Regions from separate parts of the Homo sapiens genome. Here region 2 is linked to region 1. The links are chromatin loops, found by intact Hi-C in ENCODE. Cell type or tissue: mammary epithelial cell. All regions are shown on one strand.

Region 1 (8,000 bases):
CAATAATGACGTTGCTGTGTCAAATAAATTGTAGTTCTATTTTAAGTTCTTTAAGAAACCTCTAGACTGCTTTCCACATTGGCTGAATTAATTTACATCCTCATCAGCAGTGTATAAGCATTCTCTTTTCTCTGCAACCTAGCCAACATCTGCTATTTTTTGACTTTTTAATAATGGCCATTCTGATTAGGGCGAGATGATGACTCATCATGGTTTTGATTTGCATTTCTCTAGTGATTAGTGATAATGAGCATTTTTTTCATATGCCTGTTGGCTAGTCATATGCAGAAGACTGAAACTGGACCCCTACTTTTTGCAACATACAAAAATAATCTCAAGATGGATTAAAGACTGAAATGTGAAACCTAAAACTATAAATACCCTAGAAGAAAACCTAGGAAATACTATTCTGGATGTCAGTCCAGGCAAAGATTTTATGATGAGGGCTCCAAAATCAATTGCAACAAAAGCAAAAATTGACCAATGGGACCTAATTAAACTGAAAAGCTTCTGCACAGCAAAAGAAACTATCGACAGAGTAACCTAAAGAATGGGAAAAATTATTTGCAAACTATGTACCCAACAAAGGTCTAATGTCCAGAATCTATAAGGAACTTAAATTGACAAGTAAAAAACAGCCCCGTTAAAAAATGGGCAAAGGGCATGAATGGACACTTCTCAAACACTTGCACTTCAGATGCCATTCTTCATCCTTTCTCACTCATCGATTCCCACCTATCCCAACATTCTACCTGCTCTGTTAGGCTCCCTTCTTTACCCTTCTAAACACACACTCAATATTACTGCTTTTGCTAATATGTTTGCCTCCGCCTGTAATGCACTCTCTCCTCATCTCAATCCTTTCTTTACTGTTAAGTGACATGCCACCTCCTCTCAAAAATCTGCCTGTATTTTTCCATCTTTCTCCATGTGCCCATGGAATACTGGGATTCATATTCCTATTAGAGCATTTATTAATTGGTGTTGTATTAGACTGTGCTCTTTGAGGGCAAAGACTAAGTCTAATTTAGCCTGACTTTCTCCACAGGCTAACTCTTGCACAAAGTATGTGCCCAATAAATTCTGTGGGACTAAACTTCTTGGCTGATCTTGCATTTATAGCCCCTGTCTTTGAGTTTAGGTGCTCATTTGGTGCTAATTTTTTCTTGTTTGCTAATGTCCTCCTCGATGATAAGCTAATTTTTGGTGGTGATTCTGCTGTGTAGCACGTGGTTTTCTTGACTCAGTCTCCAGTCTTAAATGTCCACTCTAGTTCTAATTGATGTCTGTGATTTCTAAATTTGTATACTACTAGACTTACAAAGTTGAAGAAAGCTTCATTTGTGCTACATTGCTAGTCTTTTTCGTTACCAATATTAACTTTTCTTGTTAAAAAATATGAAAAGGGTAATTTACTTTGCAAGGTAATGTAAAGATTAAGTCAGATAATTTATTTGAAAGTGCTTTATGAATTGTCAATTATCATACAACATGGTGTTATTAGTAATAGTAAATTGTATGCCTCTTGAGAGTAAAATATACCTTTTACTGTGTGGCAGATTTTGCCTACTAATCATCTACCAGCTGTCTGCACCCTACATGGTCCTTTGTACTTCTTTGCCAGCAGAATATTGGTCCCACAGTAGGGGCTAAATATGTCTAATATTCTTTCTCCTGTATCACTTGCAGCTAGAACCTGGGCAGTGGACTCAATTTTGGCCAAGGAGTCCTGAGTGGAAACCCGCTGTGTGATTTCTGGGATAAATTTTGCTTCCTGTTTTTTTTAAATGCATGAAAATAAAATTTTCTGTTTTCTGTCTTGCTGTGGTTGCCCGGGACCATGATGGTAATCTTGCCACCCCAAGAGAAAAGCCAAAAATGAGTGCCAGTTATCTATGTGTGGCAGAGTGGAAAGGTATAAGGAACATGGGCTCTTGTTCTGTTGTTGAACTACTACCTACACCCTGAAACTACTTCGCCTCCAGAACTTTTGTTATAGAAGAAAATAACTGTTCTTATCAATTAAACCACTTTTAAGCTGCATATTCTGTTCCTTGTACCCCAAAGGATTCTACTTCTATTATATCCTTCACAGTGTCAAGGCCAAGGTTAGATTCTTAAGTACTCCCTGTTTGATTATAATTGTACTTATTTTCTTCTCATGTTTTTGTAAAATGGGTACTAATATTCATCAACTCCTTGCAAAGGCAAAGAAATTACACTCCAAGAAAACATAGACACATTGATTGTTAAGATTATATGACCGTGTCATTATCAGGATGCCACAGACGCAAGGCCTGAAATAAACAAGACTTAAATTGAAAGCAGAAATACTATAGGCAAGATGAAAAGAGTCAACACAAATGAAAACTGTGATGGAGGACAGCTTCTAACTGTGACTCTGCGACTGGTAACAATGCAAAGCTTCATAACCTCTTGGGTAAATAGCTCTCATACTCCCATCATTGTGCTAATGTCTCCCTCATTTCTCTTTCTCATGTCTGAGGTCAATGTATCAAATTACATTATTTAATGGCCTATATTATAATTTAATTTCAATAGGATTGACCACATTTATACTCAGAAATGCTCAAAATCATATGTATGCTTTTTAAGGAAATTTCCCTTGGAAAAATTCCAAGCCTATTATTAAGAACCTGTGTCGGCCGGGCGCGGTGGCTCACGCCTGTAATCTCAGCACTTTGGGAGGCCAAGGTGGGAGGATCACGAGGTCAGAAGATCGAGACCATCCTGGCTAACATGGTGAAACTCCGTCTCTGCTAAAAATACAAAAAATTAGCTGGGCGTGGTGGCAGGTGCCTGTAGTCCCAGCTACTCGGGAGGCTGAGGCAGGAGAATGGTGTGAACCCGGGAGGCTGAGGTTGCAGTGAGCTGAGATAGCACCACTGCACTCCAGCCTGGGCGACAGAGCAAGACTCTGTCAAAAAAAAAAAAAAAAAAAAAGAATCTGTGTCACCCAAGTAATCCATCTAAAATGGTTTATCAGGCTACAACCATAATATAAATGGTACAAATACGTTGGATAATCTTCATGTTAAAGCTGTGCTTTCTGATTATATCCTATCCAGCAGTTAACTCTTAGTATGAAGAGGAAATAGAGCTTGAATGACTGACAAATGCACCTATCAAGTAATTGGACTGGGCTGGTTGTCAGTGGCTTAAAAAAATTTATGACCCATGAAATTTCTTAGTAGTGTCGTTATTGTCCATGGTACCCGACCAAAATGAAGGCTTTGTTTTCAACTGCAGCTGGATTATCATTTCAGATATTAGGACAGAGCTCCTTACTTTAAAAGTTCCCTAAAGTGAAAGATGGAATTTCAGATGTGAAAGGGTTCAGCTTTTCTTCTCTCTGAATTGATATTGCTACCAAATTTAATATCCTTATTATCTAGTGTGGAGACACAATTATCAAAGCGAGGCACATTGTTAAATTAGGCAAAGAAAGGTGTGAAACCAGGAAACACAGATGAGAATGAGAGAATTCGAATCAATGATGGAAACCGAGTTTGGAAAATCCCTGAGTCTAGAGGTATCCACAACAGAGGAATCTGTTGCCTCAGGCTGAGTGGTGAGAGAGCTCTTAGGAGTCCCCACCTATTACAAACTTGGATTTGGATAACGGCAAGAGTTGTGTAAAGGGAATTTAGAATTATTGGCCGTGCATCCTAGCAGTGTTAGCCTCTCAGGCGCCTCTGGTCATTTCAGCTCATCTGTAACAGTGAACAGATGACAGCTGCCTCAATATTGTGTGCTACGTTGAAGGAGCTGCTATACCACAAATGGCCAGGAGAGGTCAGCATCGGAAGTACATGACGGCACTCCTGGATTTTCAGAAAAACTGTGATAGCTACAAGGAAATCAAAAGGAAAATATCTGTGAACAATATATCAGATAAGGGGTTAATTTCCAAAATATGTAAGGAAATGTAGGGAACTCCTGTCACTAAATGCCATATATATATATATATTATATTATAATCTATCTAAATGATAGGCAAGGATTATAAACACAAAAGAATTAAAAAAATAGGCAAGGACTGGAACAGAAATTTCTCCTATTGACATATAAACAGCCAATAGGTATATGAGATGCTCAACATTATTGATCATTAGAGCAATTAATATAAAATTATAATGAGATATTATTCATGCCTGTTAGAATGCCTTTTATATATATATATATATATATATATATATATATATATATATATATATATAAACAAAAGATAAGTGTTAGTGAGGATGTGAAGAAATTGGAACTCTTGCACATTGTTGGTGAGAATGTAAAATGGTGCATCAGCTACAAAAAACAGTGTGGAGTTTCCTCAAAACAGTTAAAAATAGAACTATTATATAAATAAATCAAGAATCCTACTTCTGGATATATATCCAAAAAAACTGAAATCAGGTTCACCATGATATATCTGCACTCCCATGTTCCTTGCAGTGTTCTTCAAAATAGCCAAGATAAAAAAGCAACACAAGTGTCCATAGACAGATGAATGGATTTTAAAAATGTGGTATATACATACAATAAGATATTATTCACTATTAAAAAAGAAGAAAATCCTGCCATTTGCACAACATAATAAACCTGGAGCACACTATGTTAAGGGAAATAGGCCACTCACAGACGGACAAATATTGCATGATCCCGCTTATGTGTGATGTCTATAATAGTTAAACTCATAGAGGTAGAGAATATAATAGTGGTTTCCCAGACCAGAGGGGTGGAGGAAATGGGGAGTTGTTCCATTAGTATAAAGTTTCTCTTACGTCAGATAAGCAGATTATAAAGATATGCCATATGACATAGTCCCTATAGCTAACAATGTTGTATTATGTATTTCAAAATGTTAGGAGGGTAGATCTCAGGTTCAAAAGGAAAATATTTGCAAACCATATATTAAGTGTTCTTACTATAAAAACAAACAAACAGCTGAAAAACAAAAACAAAAGAAAATAAAACTTTGGGAGATGTCATTCTCCTTAGGAAGAGGCAATCTAATATGCTTTCTGTGCTTTGAGGCCAGAAAATCAAGGAAACAGCTTACTACAGTAGATATTGCCTGGGATCTATACTCAGTAGATCTGGATTTCCATCTGGAGTCTACCTCCTTTTAAGGAATCATGTAACTTCTTTTAACTTGAGTTTTCTCACATATTAAAATAGGGTTCATAATATGTACTTTACAAAGTTATACTAAATTATAAGGTTATTGTGGAAATGAGTTAAACATTTGGAAACCAATGGGTACGTATAAATTGATAAAAATATTTTTTGGAAATTATAAGAACTTTTCCTTTTCTAACAAAATGGAAATAAGCCAAGTCGTTAGAAGCAGGAGAAAACTGAGCAGTGATACCTATAGAAGTCTGGGTCTGGGTTACAAAAAACAAAGCAAACAACTCTGACTAAATGGAATTTATTGACAGGACAATACATAGTTTTCTGAACTTAAGGGATGGCTGAAGAGGTAGACATGGAGGTGGACCAAAATTTGGAATGATGTCACAGCCAAAATTTCACCCTGTGAAGTTTGCTGATGCTGCTGCTGGCTCCATTGTTACTGGATGTGGTTTCCAGGACATCAGTCCCTATTGCCACCATCATCTTATCCTTAGACCCTCTGCTATTGCTTGAGTCTCAACTTTATCATAGCTGCTCTGAGTAAACACTAATTTTTTCTTTATTTATTTCAACAATATTTCTGTAGTTTTTAAGGTATATATTTTGCCCTTACATTAAATTTATTCCTCAGTGTTTAATTCTTTCTGATGTTATTGTAAGTCAATTATTTTCTTAATTTCATTTTCAGATTGTTCATTGCTAGTGTATCGAAATAAAATTTATTTTCTTGTAGTCCATAAACATGCTGAATGAATGTATTCGTTCAAATTAATTTTTTAGTGATTTTTTCTAGATTCTCTATATGCAAGATAATGATACTTGAAAATGGAGATAATTTTAGTCATTCCTTTTCAATCTGGTTACCTTTCATTATCTTGCAACTTATCCTGGCTAGGACCGCCAATACAATGTTGAATAAAAGTGGCAAGAATAAACACTTTTGTCTTCTTCCTAGTCTTAGGGAAAAGCATTCAGTCTTTCTCCATAAGTATGATGTTAGCTTAGTTTTTATAGGTGTTATTTATCAGATTGAGAAAGTTGTATACTATTCCTAGTTTATTGAGTGTTTTGTCATGAAGGAATTTTAGATTTTGTAAAATGCTTTTTTTTCCTGAATCTAGTTAGATGATCATGTGGATTTTGTCCTTTATTCTACTGATATGATGTACTACACTTATTTTCAAATTTAAACTACTTGGTCATGGTGTAAAATTTTTTTATATATTGTGGCTGATTCTGTTGGTATTTTATTAAAGTCTTAATTTTCTCTAAACTTGTATCATTCTCTCAAGGTTTGAAGGTTCCAATGTTCAAAATCTCAGTTGGGGCATCTATTGGTTGATTCTATGCCTGATACCCACTGCTAGCTGCCAAAGGGCTGAAGAACACAGTCTTTCTTGTTTTTTAGGTAGTAAGAAATGGAGCCTGAATCTCACCTTTACTTTAGGATTTAGGTTTCTTCTCAAACAGGAAAAATGGTTATTTGCTAGACATCCAAAAATGACAAATGTTCATTACAATATTCCATACAAACATTCATGTTTTATGTTATACATTTACATTCATATTTATAAGCACACAGTATAATTTCATGAAAGGGCAGCAGGATTTTTTATTTTATAAAGTAAATTGAATCATTCCCAGCTTTGCATTTTCACTTTGATGTGCAGCCTCTTTGGTGTCTTTGGGCTAACAATGTAGGCAAGGTGAGAGGTTTACTACCTAAGTTACAGATGCCACTGGGAGCACGTTTGGTGATTTTTGGTGTGATATATTTTAAGTGCTGAAGAGCCTTCTTCTCTATTTTTCTTCTTAAAGCCAGTGCCTTCTGCTGGGTGAACATGGTAACAACCCAGCTCAGGAAAGTCAGAAGTCACTTTTCGCCCTACTCCGTTCTCATGCTTCTGTGTTAATTCTTCCTGTTCATACCATCCTTCAACTCTTGACACATACACACAAGTGTACTGGCAAAGCAAGTGTAAAGGCCTCACAAATCCCTGCATGGAATTTGGAAGCTGAGTCAGAAGGAGGTTAAGTGCCTAACCCTAGCTCTTCCAGCACAGTGAGAGCTCCTCAGAATTGAGGTGCTCATCCATGCTTGTGAATTGATTACCTTAAGCACCATGATTTAACACAGCCCTGCCTTTCTAGAGCAGCAGGGAGGGAGCAGGAAACTCTACACTGTGCCAAGCAGAATTAGCTTTTGAGTTTAGGTCACAAAACTACCAGCCCTGGAACCGAGGATCTCTCCTGGTTACCCTTCAGCTTACACTCTATTGAGGGCGAGGCATCACTGATAATTGAACACGTTACTCTATTTGTGACAGGATAATGTTACTCAACATTCAGCCTGTCTCCAAGTGTGCTATGCAAGTGGATGATCTCACTCTTTGATTACAGGGGAAATGCAAGAGAAATGTACTCTTACATTTTAAATTAAATCCCACATTTTTCTTGGAAATTAATTTAAAATGATTGAATAAATATTTATCTGAGAAAATGCTTCTGAATTTTTGTGGAGAGACATCAGATGAGGATTTAGTCAACAAGCTGGAATAGGGGAATGGGGTCATGACTGAGCCAGGAGTGTGCCAGTGGCAGCAGAGAGATGTTGATCAAGACACCCTCTGAGGACAAATTGTGGGATTTATAAGCATTGTCACATCCTGAGGCACAGAATAGCGAAGTGGGAGACTGTGCAAACCCTTTTAAGGTTATTGAAAATTTTTTGCAAACAGATCCAAGTTCATGTTTAGGCTAATAGGAGGAGTGTATTTATGAAATGAGATTTTAAGGTCTTTGAACTCTGTGAAACTTCATTAGCTTATCATTAGTGATTCTAACAC
Region 2 (8,000 bases), 210 kb after region 1:
TCCTTCCACTATCTGTATTTCTGATCTCTTGTGAATAATTCTCTTGGACAAAAATCACAGACCTATCAAGAACAAGTCATAATTTCAATGTAATTGGAAGTTATAATCCATGTTTGAAAAAACAAACCTATAACTCTAATGTGTCACAGTTCTGTCAAAGATTTTCAGTTCATATTATTAAGCTCATTCGGGAGCATCCATATTTAGACTTCTCCACTGTATATGAAAGTTCCCCCAAAATAATAAGTAGGTACTTGCTTGCATTACTATAAGGGCCCTTTTAGAATACGAGAGTCTTTCCTGAAGGCAAATTTTAGTTTCCCCCCTGGTAGACAGAAACAGCTTGAATTTCCCCCAAATAATAGCTTCTTTTTTCCAGCCTAATAAAAGCTTTACTCTTCTTTCCATACCAGGTGCCCTGCTACAATTAGTTTATGGTAATTGGCCAGCATCTGCCCTGTTTCCATTTTCCTCCAGGTAATTCGGTTAGATGATTGCTTACAGCTGCTAAGACTAAATTTGGAACTTATTCTGTATCTAGGAGCATTCTAGTAATTCCCATTAGTGTTTACAATTAATGTTTTCAGGATCTTAAAAAAATAGAGAGATGACTCTAAATAATGAAGGATTTGTATTTCTCTGATATATAGAAAGAATTATCTTCTCTGGATGTAGCTATATATCTCTCGTTCAGGTTAATTATTGTTTGTGTGCATTTGTCAAGAGAGGACTATATCAGTCAGCTGCATTTGTTCTAGTTTCATAATCAAGTTTTAAAACATGAATAGAGGAAAATAATCTATATTGTCTGGAATTTAAAACCAAGTTGTATCCCAAAAAGATACATGCTTCAGTTTCTTATAGAATTTTAAGGAGAAAAGTCATAAAAATGTTTATTCCAATTTTAGGAGGCTGAAATCAGATTTATTATATGATAAGACATTCATCTTGGTGATACAGAGCAAATTAAATATATTATTTTAATTTTAAGCAAAAATTTATTGAAAACATGATGTTGATAACAATAATCTTTTAAGCAAAGTAACTATGAAATAGTCTATTTCATGCAGGATGTAACTAAACCCACAGAGCTCAGTTATATCTCATGGAACATCTTATGGTTTACATGGTGCTATTACCTAAGTGTAATGAATGGAGAAATTTCCACCTTCCAAAAACACTGTCAGACCTCAGGATTAAAATAGGTAACAGAACCATGTAGTAAGACAACAGTGGTATAGTGAAAAATATTTAAGTACAGAAGAAGAAAAAAAGAAAAAGAAGTGTAAAAATCATGAGGGAGTAAAGAACTAAATGTGTTTCACCATCAGATTGGAATATTAATGTGATCAAGTGCCATGAGTAAAGAAGAGGGTGGTGGGAAAGAACGTCAAAGAGGATGGCTTAGGCTAGAGCTTTCAGTGATGCATGTGACTACATAGGCATAGTTTTAATCAGGTAGTCAGTGTTAGTGTCCCACCAGGTGAACAACATTATATGAGAATATCTGGGGACAGGAGTCAGCTGACAAGAATAGTTTGATATAGTTGTGTTACATTTGTCATTTTTTTGTGAGAAAGAAATGAACATTTAAAACTTTTAGAAAAAGGGCAGAAAAACAGTGTCCCATTGTGGATTCTTGGTAAATTAGGGGTAACCACCAGAAGAAAAAAAATCATATGTAAATTTTGAGCTATTGGAAGAGATTTCAATCTGAGCAACAGAAATTAGAAAAGAAAAAGAGGAAGAGAAGGAAAAGGAGAAGGAAGAGAGAAAGGGAAAAAAGAAAAAAGACAAATTGTAGTAAATAAAAACATTAAATTATACGGCAGATATAAATCTTTAGTTACGTGATGTTAGTGAAAATGGTTAGGGAAGGATGTCTAAAAATTTCTTCCTCCATAAAAGCAACAACAAAAACTTGCAAATATAATAAAATTCAACCTGATCAGAACTTTAGAAATTAGCCAAAAGCTTGTAACAATTTAGGCAGAATCTGTTCAAGAAAACTGGTTGCATCGGTGATGTAGGATTTTTCTCAGCAGGATCTGGCCAGCTTCTCTGGGTGCTGACATAGGAGCAAACTCCATGCAGGGCCCACAGCGAGACTAGATGTGTCACTTAGAGGGGAATGCAGTAGTGCCCAGGTGAGGGTGCCTGTGACCCTGAAGCCCTAGAGGGGGAGTTACGATGCTCCTTTAGCAGCTCAATGCTGCCGCGTCACGTGGGGTGGCTACCTTCCTCCAACAAGGGCAAAGGGCTGATGTTACAGCCTTTCTGAGTACTTGCACTCAGTGGGTCCCAAGTTCTTGTCCCACATTCAAGAAGAATGAAGTCATGTGGACAATTGAAGGATAGTAAAGGTGGAGAATTTTATTGAGTGATGAAAATGGCTGTCAGCAGAGAGGGGAACTGGAGAGGGGTTGGAAAGTGCAGGTCATCTTCCCTGAAGTCAGGTTGTCTCTTCCCTGAAGTCAAGCCATCTCGTCCTCTACTGAATGAGTCTGGGTTCTTTATAAGCACAGGATGGAGAATGCATGCTGATTGGTTTGTGAGTATGCACAAAAGGTTAAAGCAAAGACACCAATCAAAGGTGGGCAGGACAGCATAGAAAACTAATTAGGAAAGGGTAGGTATATGTAAAATAGGTGAAGGGTGAGGATCAATCAGAGGAAAGCACGTCAAACAGGAAGATAGGTTCTCAAACTGGTCCAAGGATTTAACTTGTAGCTTGGCTTTCAGGCTTTAAACTCTCTTTGGCTTGGAGGTGGGGCTTCACCAGATACTCATACCTATCTGCCTAGGCATTTGGCTGCCTCCTGTTGTTATAGTCAGCATAATTGCATCTTTGCAAAATGAGCTTTGTGGTGTTGTAACCAGCCCTAGTTCCATCCCATTTTCAGATTTTTCAGTAGCCTAAAATACTAACAGCCAATATTCATGGTGAAAACGAGCAGCCTGGAAGCCACTGGAGGGAGAGGAACCAAACTTGAGCTAGTTCAGTGCCTCCTTCTGAGAAAATTATAATCACTTGATCTGTCTAGTGGTTCCCTGGAAAACCCCATTTGCAATGCTGCCTGTATTTAAGCTGAGTCAGAACTCATCTAGTGTGAAAGGCCTTTTTGCTGGAGAGAAGCATTTGAGGAGAAAGAGTGAGGTAGGCAAAGAAAGAGAAAGAAAGAGAGAAACACGGGAAATGTGGTTTCATGCTGCTCTCCTGGGATTATAGTTGTTTTAATCAGAAGGAAAGAACCCACTCCCTTCATTATTGTTTTACATACCTGTGTATCTTTGTTGTTGCTGCTGCCACTACTGCTACCACCAAAAGATTGATTGGGGACTGGGGCACTAGAGAATGGAAAAAAAAATAAATGAGATTTCCCCCACTCTCTATTAGTATTAAGAGACCCCTCACCTTCTCCTCAAGTCAGCTCTAAAAAGCTGCTCTAGGATCTCTGTTGATACTGATGTCTGCTTTGAGGTTTTAGCGTGTGTTGAGTGGAAGCCTCAGGACACTAGAAAAGAAAAGAAAAGGAAAAGAAAAGAAAAGAAAAGAATTAAAAGACAAGACAAGACAACACTACACACACCACACGTATTGTGATACCTAGAATTCTGCTCCTCACCAATCCACCTACCATGATTTATTTTCCAGTCCTCACTTTACTGCTTCAAGCATTATCTCAAGGTTATTATGGTTGTATCTGTGAAAGTAAAATAAAAATCTCAGGACCTCAAACCACTATGCCAAAGAGAAAAGTTAAGCTTAGGAATTGAGTCACACAAAACTGCCTCCCAGTTTGTTCCTAAATAAATAGCTACAAAGATAGAAGGCTACATATCTCCTCAGAGGGTCTCCCTCTTAATTTGCTCACAAGGATATATCTTGTGAGCTCCAAGATTTTTATCCTAAAACAGTTCTGTTGAAATTTCACCCTGACAATATAGTTTAACAGTTTATCTTCACAGGTACAGGACAAAGAAAGAACTGAGAGTCATCCCTTGATCAGGCTCACCTGAGACAAATGCATATCTGATTGCTTCATCTACTGTATGTTTACTTTATTTTACGTAAAAATGCAGATTCACTGAGCACAAATCTAGTTAACTATTCCTCTACCGCCCCCCTTTCACCTGTAAAATATGGATTCAGTGTATGTTGATCAAAGCCTCAGAAGAATGTCACCCTATACTCTTTTATCTACCCTCCCACATTTTTTCTTTCTTCTTTCTCCTACTGCCCACTCTTTTCCCTTTAAATGCTGAAGTCCCCAAATCCTTTTTTGGAAAAAGCATGAGTTTTGTGTTCCTTTTTTCTAGGAAGTTCCTCAATCTTGGCAAAATAAACCTCTAAATCAATTGAGACCCGTCTCATACTTTTTGGTTTGCACATCCACTGGGAGAGACAGGGTCATGTGTACTCACTCTTATGCAGAGCCAGAAACTTATATCTATTTTTTTCCTTTATCTTTCTTGCATTTTCAATTATGCAATCTGATCCCCTTTGCATATTTTTTGTGTTCTTTCTCTAATAAGGTAGAAAAAATGGAAACAAGAAAGGAAAAAAAGGAAAGAGTAAAGGGAAGGTGAAAGGGAAGAACCAAGGAAAATTAGAAAAAAAGGAGGAAGAAAGGAAAGAAGACAAGACGGAGGAAAAGAGAAATATCTTTTATACTACAGTTGTTCTAAAATATTTTTGTTTCTAAAAACATTATTCAAAGGACACACAAAACCAAGCTTGTATCACAATAATTGATATATAAAAGCAGAGAGGTATTGGGTCATAAGCTTAAAACTGTGCTTTGTCTTCCTTTCTTGTCAAATTGTTACAGAAATTTGTGATATTATTTATTTTTAGGGATGTCCAATAATAAATCTGACGTCTTGTGCCATTTCTGCCACAGAAATAAAACAATTTGATGTTTCCCCTCACACACTGCTGAAACATATCAGTGTTTTCTGATTCTTAAGTTGTTTGGCAATAAAAAATATTTCCTGACCCTTCTGTAAAATATCTGTCTCTGTGCTTTATCCGATCTCATCTCATGCAAGCCAGGGGCTATTTTGTAAATTGATACATTGGTTATCCAAATGCTTGTGAGCATTTAAGTTATATTTACAGTAAGTTTTTGTCAGAAATAGATTTTTTTCTTAGAAATCGAGCTTATTATTTTGCTTTATAGTTAAGTTTATATGGTTTTTTTTTCTGTTTATTATGTATGGAAGATCAGTATTTAGAATGGGACCAGAGCTCAATTTTCTAGATTTAGCTGGTATTAACCAGCTAGGATAATATTGTGGATGTAAATTATGTAATCTAAATATCTAGAGGATCGCTAGGCAATGGGCTTATTTCAGTGTTATTTTTCTGTCAGCTGTATATGCAAGGGAGTAAATATGTTGAAAGAAATATGTTGAAATATATTAAAGGAAGGAAGCTACACTCACTGTAAATTCGAAGGATGCCTGGAAGACTTTTAGGGTACAACTCCTAGTCATTTATTTTATGAAAGAATGAGAATTCTATAAGAAACATCTTCTGAACCAGAATGGAAACATATAAGCTTGGCCTGGAACAATAGACCATTAGCCAAGAGGAGAACTGATGTTGACTACAAGAGTGTGCTATTTGGGTTACTTTCTATTCCAGCTCTCCCTGATCTACTCCTGAGCCCTCAGGTGAGGATACTTCAGAGAAGACTAAAAGAGCCACATCTTTGGTATGTTCTTAAGATCTGAGTGATCTGGGCAATGTTGCTTTCTCAGCCACTTACATAAATAGAGGTGGATGGCATTTGCTCTGCCTCAAATAAGTCAATAAATTAAGACGTAGAATAGAGGAGTAGCAGGATATGTCTTGAATCACAGAGAGAAAGGAAATGTGAGAATGATAAAGGCATAGCAACTTCTTGGTTAGTCTCCTACAAAGGCAACATCAGGAGTAGAAAAAGGAAAATGTTAGATGTTCTGGGACAACTAGAAGGCCCAGGATCACCTGGAAGGTAGCCCTTAGAGTCCTCTGGAGCTAGTTTAGAAGAATGTTAGCCCTGCTAAAATTCCCCAAACTGGGATGTGCAACAAAATAATCTAATTTTGTTATTGTTATGATACTTCTGTACCTGGAAACTGTTTCATATGAGAAACATAAATTACATATGTGTTTCTTTTTCTGTTACCAGAAAGAATAGAATAAGATCTAGAACTTATAAATATTGAATATAACACCTGAGAACATAAGTAAAATTTTGTTGAATATAATGTATTTCTACCCATTTCTTATGTCCCTTTCCAATTTACCTTGTTTCAGAGTTTCAGAGGACTTGAATCAGCATAAACAAAAATGAACAAACAAGTCAAGGGCCCAGAGCCATTGTAGCTGAGAAGTGACACAGTAGTTACGTGCTGCATCTGGGTACCAAAAGATACAGTTTTGATTACCATTATGTTTCTCATTTGATCCTAGCAATTACTTTATAAATATTTGCATTATTCTGTGGGCTCTAAACCTGTTCATGAGAAGCTATTAAAAAGATTGAGCTTATTTTTTTTAAAGTAATATTTCCTAAATCCTTTGCAGGTGTTTTGAATATAATATAAAGATTGCTCGCACGCTCTCTCTCTCTTTCTCTCTCTCCTCTCTCTCTGGAGTTTTACTGATCTAGAAAGTCCTAAACTTTGGGAACTATCACAACCTTGTTATTAAGGAAAATATGCTAAACTGAGTTTTAGGATATCTACCTTCTTAACCCACATTCCAAGGAAGGGACTTTAGGCATCATGTAAGCCAGTGGTTTTCAGCGTGGGAAGGTGGGTATCAGAATCATTTAGATCATCCTGTTTCTGGACAGGAGATAATGGATTAGTAGGACATCCTTGTCAACGTACATTTGTTGATCACCCAAAGCAGCAACATTTTTCTGAACACTAGTAATCAACCAAGTCAGTGTTCATTTATTGATCACCCAAAGTAGAAGCAGTTTTAAGAACACTAGTAATTTGTCAAAATATTTCAGGTAGCTATTTCCTTGCAATTAGTGCTGGTTCTGCTTGAAATGTGAGCACATCCCTAGATGCAAGAGTAGATAGCTGCCTAAGACCACGCGGTATTCACAGCATCCAAGAAGCAAGACAATTTAACAATTAATATTTCTTCATCAATGATTATATAAAATATATATGTATATCAGCATTCTGAAAAATTTGAATAGAAAATTTGAAATCAACTTAAAACTGAAAAGCTAAAATTGAACTGCTCAGAACTCTGATTTACAAAAATGAGCACATAGTTTGAAAAATGTCAAAGATAGGAATGACACCGACTGTGCAAATAAATCTATCAGGGTGTTACCTTAAGTGCTCTGATGCCAAGGCTGTAAACAACTTGAGAGCACAGTCCATAGTTTTTCATTTTGTTAAACTCCTTTTACTTGTGCATTCATTCACTGAATTATTAAGGACACACTTAAGGCCACCACTATGCTAGGCATAAGGACAGTCAGGAATAAGTTAGGCATGATACTCCTGTCTAGAGCATTGGTGAAAATAAGGTAGATTTTAATAACCTTTTACTGAATTGAACTCTTCTTCCTTCCTTTTCCTTCCCTCAATTTTTTTCTGCAAACATTCAATTATCTATTAATGATGATGAGTTAACACGGTTGTATATCTAATCTGTGCATTTTTAAGACTTCTATTTAAAGAGACTTGTGTGTGGTTTGTAAAATTTTGACTCTTTTTAATTTAGCTTTTCTAATCTTTACTCATTACCAAGAACATTTTTATAATGAGTGGTGAGGGGCTTAACATAATTTTCAATCATTGCCCCTCTTCAGAGCTTTTTTATGTTATGTCCTGACTCATTTGCCATTTTAATTGTGCTTTTACTTTAATCACTAGCATATCTTCTTTCTCAATCCTCTTTTAATGCTATTTTTGTAATGAGGACCATTAATCTATTTTGCTGACATTTCATTACATGTCTGCAAAATATGACTAACTGG

Evidence for each region. A loop is a pair of places that touch in the nucleus more often than their neighbours do. Peaks named below come from ENCODE experiments on the same cell type or tissue, not always from the same donor. Only the 100,000 strongest peaks of a DNase experiment are listed, where the experiment ranks them.
Region 2: it touches region 1 in a loop (10-fold over the local background); 6 of 110 quality-filtered maps call a loop at or near these places.

What each region holds. Positions count from the first base shown.
Region 1 is chr6:49,405,932-49,413,931 of GRCh38, reverse strand. No RefSeq gene overlaps it. Among named protein-coding and RNA genes, the nearest start is that of MMUT, 53 kb to the left of the region's middle. In mammary epithelial cell, a CTCF peak has its summit at 3,801 (motif pointing right); a DNase peak (open chromatin) is centred at 3,781.
Region 2 is chr6:49,198,190-49,206,189 of GRCh38, reverse strand. It overlaps LOC124901478 (a long non-coding RNA gene), which reads right to left and starts at 3,515. Exons shown (of 2, transcript XR_007059902.1): 1 at 3,282-3,515; 2 at 2,354-2,511. In mammary epithelial cell, no CTCF peak of the experiment used is centred here; a DNase peak (open chromatin) is centred at 3,069.